2 separate regions of the Homo sapiens genome follow, and region 1 is linked to region 2. Evidence: chromatin contacts called from ENCODE Hi-C or POLR2A ChIA-PET data. All regions are on one chromosome and are shown on one strand. Each heading gives the region's core, a stretch centred on a gene start or an enhancer-like site at or near the end of the contact. The rest is flanking DNA. Distances are from core to core; before and after follow the strand shown. Region 1 overlaps TIMMDC1 (translocase of inner mitochondrial membrane domain containing 1). Region 2 holds the start of CD80 (CD80 molecule).

What was found. Hi-C counts contacts between places; a loop is a spot of excess contacts on that map. ChIA-PET counts read pairs that join two places held with the same protein, here RNA polymerase II (POLR2A). Pooled maps may share reads with other maps.
Region 1: a map of B cell shows a loop between it and region 2 (9-fold over the local background). The contact joins the enhancer-like site here to the promoter of CD80 in region 2. A Hi-C loop is called at or near these places in 3 of 168 maps with a recorded cell type or tissue (B cell, Calu3 and K562), 18 of 37 single-sample maps with no recorded cell type and 13 of 50 pooled maps. POLR2A ChIA-PET finds 5 or more read pairs at or near these places in 6 of 52 experiments (B cell, BJ, GM10248 and 3 more).

What each region holds. Positions count from the first base shown.
Region 1 is chr3:119,523,749-119,526,448 of GRCh38, forward strand. TIMMDC1 (translocase of inner mitochondrial membrane domain containing 1) reads left to right here. Exons shown (of 7, transcript NM_016589.4): 7 at 1-1,342. The coding sequence ends at 8. It overlaps CD80 (CD80 molecule), which reads right to left. Exons shown (of 7, transcript NM_005191.4): 7 at 545-2,001. Among named protein-coding and RNA genes, the nearest start is that of TIMMDC1, 27 kb to the left of the region's middle. Within about 2 kb of position 1,348, at least 2 of the 41 ENCODE cell types and tissues checked have a DNase peak (open chromatin) inside an H3K27ac peak, as active enhancers do; they include B cell, where a contact is called at or near this core.
Region 2 is chr3:119,558,262-119,560,961 of GRCh38, forward strand. It overlaps CD80 (CD80 molecule), which reads right to left and starts at 1,353. Exons shown (of 7, transcript NM_005191.4): 1 at 1,179-1,353. It overlaps LOC107986118 (a long non-coding RNA gene), which reads left to right and starts at 2,169. Exons shown (of 2, transcript XR_001740861.2): 1 at 2,169-2,484. RefSeq lists enhancers at 317-476, 747-806, 1,577-1,626.

The sequences.
Region 1 (2,700 bases), core at 98-2,597, 35 kb before region 2:
AGGACTGAAAGTGCTCTGAACTTGAAACTCACTGGAGAGCTGAAGGGAGCTGCCATGTCCGATGAATGCCAACAGACAGGCCACTCTTTGGTCAGCCTGCTGACAAATTTAAGTGCTGGTACCTGTGGTGGCAGTGGCTTGCTCTTGTCTTTTTCTTTTCTTTTTAACTAAGAATGGGGCTGTTGTACTCTCACTTTACTTATCCTTAAATTTAAATACATACTTATGTTTGTATTAATCTATCAATATATGCATACATGAATATATCCACCCACCTAGATTTTAAGCAGTAAATAAAACATTTCGCAAAAGATTAAAGTTGAATTTTACAGTTCGTATATTCATGTGGTCCTTTGAAAGGGTATTCTAGAAATCACTGGAAAGAGGAGAGGAAAGAACCAGGTAGGCAAATGGTCTGTGAAACCCTTGGGTCCTGGAAGCAGTGTGAGTGTAAATGTGTAGTGTTTGGTTTCATCTAAATAAACAAAGATGATTTCTTTGACACTTGAAATAAAATACAAATTCAACAAAAAGTAGATCAGCATTATTAAAGAAACGGTTCAACTTTGTTTCTTCCCTTAGTATTGCTGACAAAGTATCTGCTGTAGAATACAGGAATTACTTAGAATAGAAACATAGTCATCACAACTGTTACTAAATGGAAAAGAAAAGAATTATTGAGTTAAGTATTCCTGTCAATACGGGAAACACTGCTAGTACCTTATGTTGGTGTTAGACCTCTCTGCCCTACACTGAGAATATAGTTTTACACAGGAGCAAGGTTTGTGAAGCAGCATAGTGAGGTAGCTAAAGCCATGGGCTGGCTCTAAAGGCTTTAAATCCCAGCCATGTGGCTTAGCTGCCATGAGATGTGCATTTGAGAAATGTTGTCTTCTTTTGCTGTTCAACTCCAGATTTTCAGATGATAATGTGATTATCCCAGCTTAAGTTGCGTCCACTTCTGGTCTAGTGAATTGTGGAAGGCAGTTTTAGAGAAAGGAGTCATGAGTAACATGAACAGCAGTTGGCTATGTCTTTCCAGTTCTCTGCTGATGTCAGAAAGACCCAGAAATACCAAGGAGAAAAAGCCATCTTAGGGATCTAAGGAGGCCCTATGGAAAGTTACTACCTTAGACATTTGAAGATAGCTTACTGCTTAGTACATACACTGTAAACAACGATCTCATTTTAAATGAGAACTTTCTCATAAATATTTTACAAATGAGGTCAAACTAGCATAAAGCCATTTAAAGAGATTATCAGTCCAATATGAACCAGTTAAGTCTTTGGACTATCCCTTTCCTCCTTGACTACTGCTTTGACGTACCTAAATCATTCGTCTTACATGTCAGAGGAAATTAGTTTTGGATAGTTCTCCTTTCTGCTGTACCTCATGGGGGAGTGAGAGAGCAGCAATAGAGAACACAATGAAAAAAATGGAATACTGGGTAAACACCAATAATATTTCCATTAGTCTCCTAAAGATGTTCATGCCATACTTCCTATGCATTACATTGGGCTTTTGTAAACAGCAGCATAAAATCTTCTACTCTGACATTAGGAAATCAGATAGTCTCTGAAGTTGACCTGTTATTGGACAAATTCTACTTCCAGCAGCACTTTGCCTGACATATATATGTATATACCAGTTAACAGGCCACAGTCAAACTGATAAAGGGAAAGAGCACCAGAGTTAGGAAATCTGGGTTCTGGCGCTGGCCTTTATAATTCGGGTCACCTCCCTGGGCCTCAGTGCCTTTGTCATTAATAACACTGGTATTCTCTAAAGTCCCTTCCAGAACTCAAGAATTCTGCATTTCAAAACACCTTGATCAAGGTCACCAGAGCTACTTCTGTGCCCACCATATTCCTCTAGACACTTCCTGCAAAGCAACTGAAGTGAAGAAGCACCTAAGAGCAGATACGTAAAGGGCAAGGTGGGGTAATCTTGTCCATCTGAGGAAGTTCCCAGAAGAGGTCAATTGCAAATGGAGGTGGGACCTGAGAAAACAAAGAAATGATTACATCAAACCCTATATTGGCAAAGGAGGAAAACATCTTAAATTTATTTATATATTAAATTATACATATATAATTTTTAAATTATATATGTATATATGTATATATAATTTAATTATATATGTATATATATATATTTTAAATATAAGATCTTAATTTTAATCTCTTAATTTACATTTTAATCTCAAGATCAAGGGTATTCCCAGCTTGTACACAGTAACCTTGATAGCTGAAGAATATGAAGGGAAAGCTGAATTATGAGAGAACTTAAAACTACTCTGGCAATTTTTGTCACATGAAATATCGATCAGGCAAATGTTTAGTTATTACCAGCTATTACCAAACGACCAAATGCTTGATCAAGCCACTCTTCTATGTGTGGGGCTCTCAGGCATGGTTGCTTTTCTCAATAAACCTACATACAGTCCAGTAAAGGATAGAAGGAAGATGTGGTACATGAAAATCAACCTATGCTGGTGGTATGAGATGTGCTATAGAGGTGGAACTGCTTGAGCTAGACAAGATGACCACAGAAGGCCTTGTGTAGAAGATTGGGTACACGGCTTCATTTTGAAGTATCAGCAGACTGAGCAGAAGACTTTTTAGATAGAAAGTCAAGAAAATTGTAGATAATGACAGAACTGAGCCAGAGCAACATCCTGGAAAAGACATTCTGAGGAG
Region 2 (2,700 bases), core at 103-2,602:
GTAAGGGTGTATTTTGTCCAAGGCAGGACCTAAGTTATGAAACAACTTCTTTCTTGACATATTAACATAAGAAAACAAGTATCTCAATTCTTTAAACCCTCTACTCAAATAATATATCATAAAGGGGTATGAGATCTCAATAACCAGAAAAGTCTATCCATAAAAAGGGAGGGAAAAAAAGACACTGCAGACGTTACTTATCAAAATTATGTACTCCAGGGCCAGGCGTGGTGGCTCACGCCTGTAATCCCAGCACTTTGGGAGGCTGAGGTGGGCGGATTACTTGAGGCCAGGAGTTCCAGACCAGCCTGGCCAACATGGCAAAACCCCATTTCTACCAAAAATACAAAAATTAGCCAGGTGTGGTGGTGGGTGCCTGTAATCCCAGCCACTTGGGAGGCTGAGGCACGAGAATTGCTTGAATCCAGGAGGTGGAGGCTGCAGTGAGCCAAGATGATTGCAACACTGCACTCCAGCCTAGGCGACAGAGTGAGACTCCATCTCAAAAAAAAAAAAAAAAAAAATTATGTACTGTCATGTGAGGTGGCTAGGGATTAATTTTTCCAGTAAATATGTCAAAATTGAGAAATGAAAATAAACACTGTGCTCCACTGTCACCCCTTCAGGCTGCTACCAGGACACAGCCCCGTGCTGCTCAGAGAATGCTTGAGTGTCCTCTTTGGAGACCACCCTAGAGCTAGAGTTCCAGCCACGCCATATTGTTTTATTAGCCATCATCCATTTTAGACAGGATTAGTTAAAAGAGACTTATTCACCAGAATTTGTTTTTCTTAAGATAGAATCTTGCTCTGTCACACAGGCTAGAGTGCAGTGGCGTGACCATAGCTCACCACAGTCTCAACCTCCCGAGCTCAAGCGATTTTCCCACTTTCACTAGAATTTTACTGGCTTGAGAAATTCAAATACGGCCCACAAAAACAATATTTGCTAGGATCTAGGATATTTTAAAATAATGGGCCACAATTCTCACTATGATGCTCCAAATATGTCGGGAAGCCACAGCCTCCTGTGGGAATGAGACCCTAAGGGTTCCTTTGAGGGCAAGCCTGGATCCAGGAGGTGGTAGCAGAGGTATTGTTTGTTTAAAAAGCAGTGAGGTTGCTGGTAACTAGTTCTACCAAGCTATCCCATAGTAAGATAATAGTAAATGTACTTACTTGCTGAAGAAAAATTCCACTTTTTCTTTAAATCCTTTGATTTCAGGGTAAGACTCCACTTCTGAGATGTTCTCTTCTTACAGTCTATAAAGCAATGACAAATCACTTTTTCTTTGGGTAATCTTCAGAGAGGCGACATTTCCCCTTCTAACTTCTGTTACTTTACAGAGGGTTTGAGTTCACTCAGTACTTGTCAGTGCCAGGAGTTGGACAGGGTGTTTGAAGAAGCGCCCTCTGCTGCCGTCTTCTTCTAGTTGCTTTTGTAGAGGCTGTGGCTGGGGCAAATCACACAGCAGCCTCCCTCACCACCGTGCATGGACTAACAAACATGAAACACCACGAGCACCAGGCGGCCTAGGGGAGGAGAAGAATGGTGCCCGAGAAGAGTGAGGGGCATCTGGCTAGCCTTGCTGTGTGATGGGAGGCCAGCTTCATGGGCTGGCTGTTTCTGTGCTGGTCTCAAGTTTTGTTTTAGCACCCAGAGTTACTCCTGAGTCCCTGCAGGAATAAGCTGTCAACCTCATATGTAGGGGACACTTTTGGGAGAGTGCTCAGCTCACAGGACCACCCAACTCTACTCCCACCTCTGAATCCCACCATCTTCAGAGAGTGGGCTCCTGCCAGCCACGCTGGACAGTGAATTCTGGTCACCCTAGCCACAGTTGAGTGCGCCTCTGGTGGGATGAGGAAGACTTTAGTCATGCCCATCACTCCCATTTCCAACTAGGTTGCCACCCACCCCTGTGTGTCCCTTTGTAGGATTCTGGAGCCCCTGTGAGTGAGCAGCTGACCCATGCTGGACCAGTGTACTTGTTTGCACAGGTGGAACCTGACAGCACCTTGCATGGGTTGCAGTGAGCCGAGATCACAACACTACAATCCAGCTTGGGTAACAGAGCAAGACTCCATCTCAAAAAAAAAAAAAAAAAAAAGACGCCATCCTTCCCACACCAGCCAGAAAGAGAGCAAACCGTGTGGGTGAGAAATACTGACTACAGCGGCGGCTTCCTTCATCTCAGCAACAAGTTTGTGGCAGAGCTTAGTGGATACCACCCTATTCACCTGAGATTTGGAATACTGAAGCTTTGGAAATCATGAAGGCAGAACTTGCTATGAAAGGACTCCACTGCACTGTCTCCTTCTGTATTGGCAGAAGGGGCCTAGTGAGCACCCTTCTTCACCTGTGTCTTGTTCTGGTCTCAGATGCATATTTTGAATAGTTGCAAGGAATATGGATGTGACAATTCCTGCCTTACCTCTAGTAGATCAACATTACATTTTCAAGTAAAGGGAACATAGATTGGAGGTAAGTTCATGTTTTCTATTTTCTTGAACATTTATTCAGATCAAAGAAATGTTTTCACTGATTTTAGCCACTTCTACTTGATACATTATTACAATGCACTGGAAGTGATTTTTTTTCCAGGTATTTAAAGTAATAGAAAGTTATAGATGTCAACTTAAAAGAGCAAAGAAATACAGAGTTTTAGAAATTTATTTTCTTTTTTTTTTTTTAGATGAA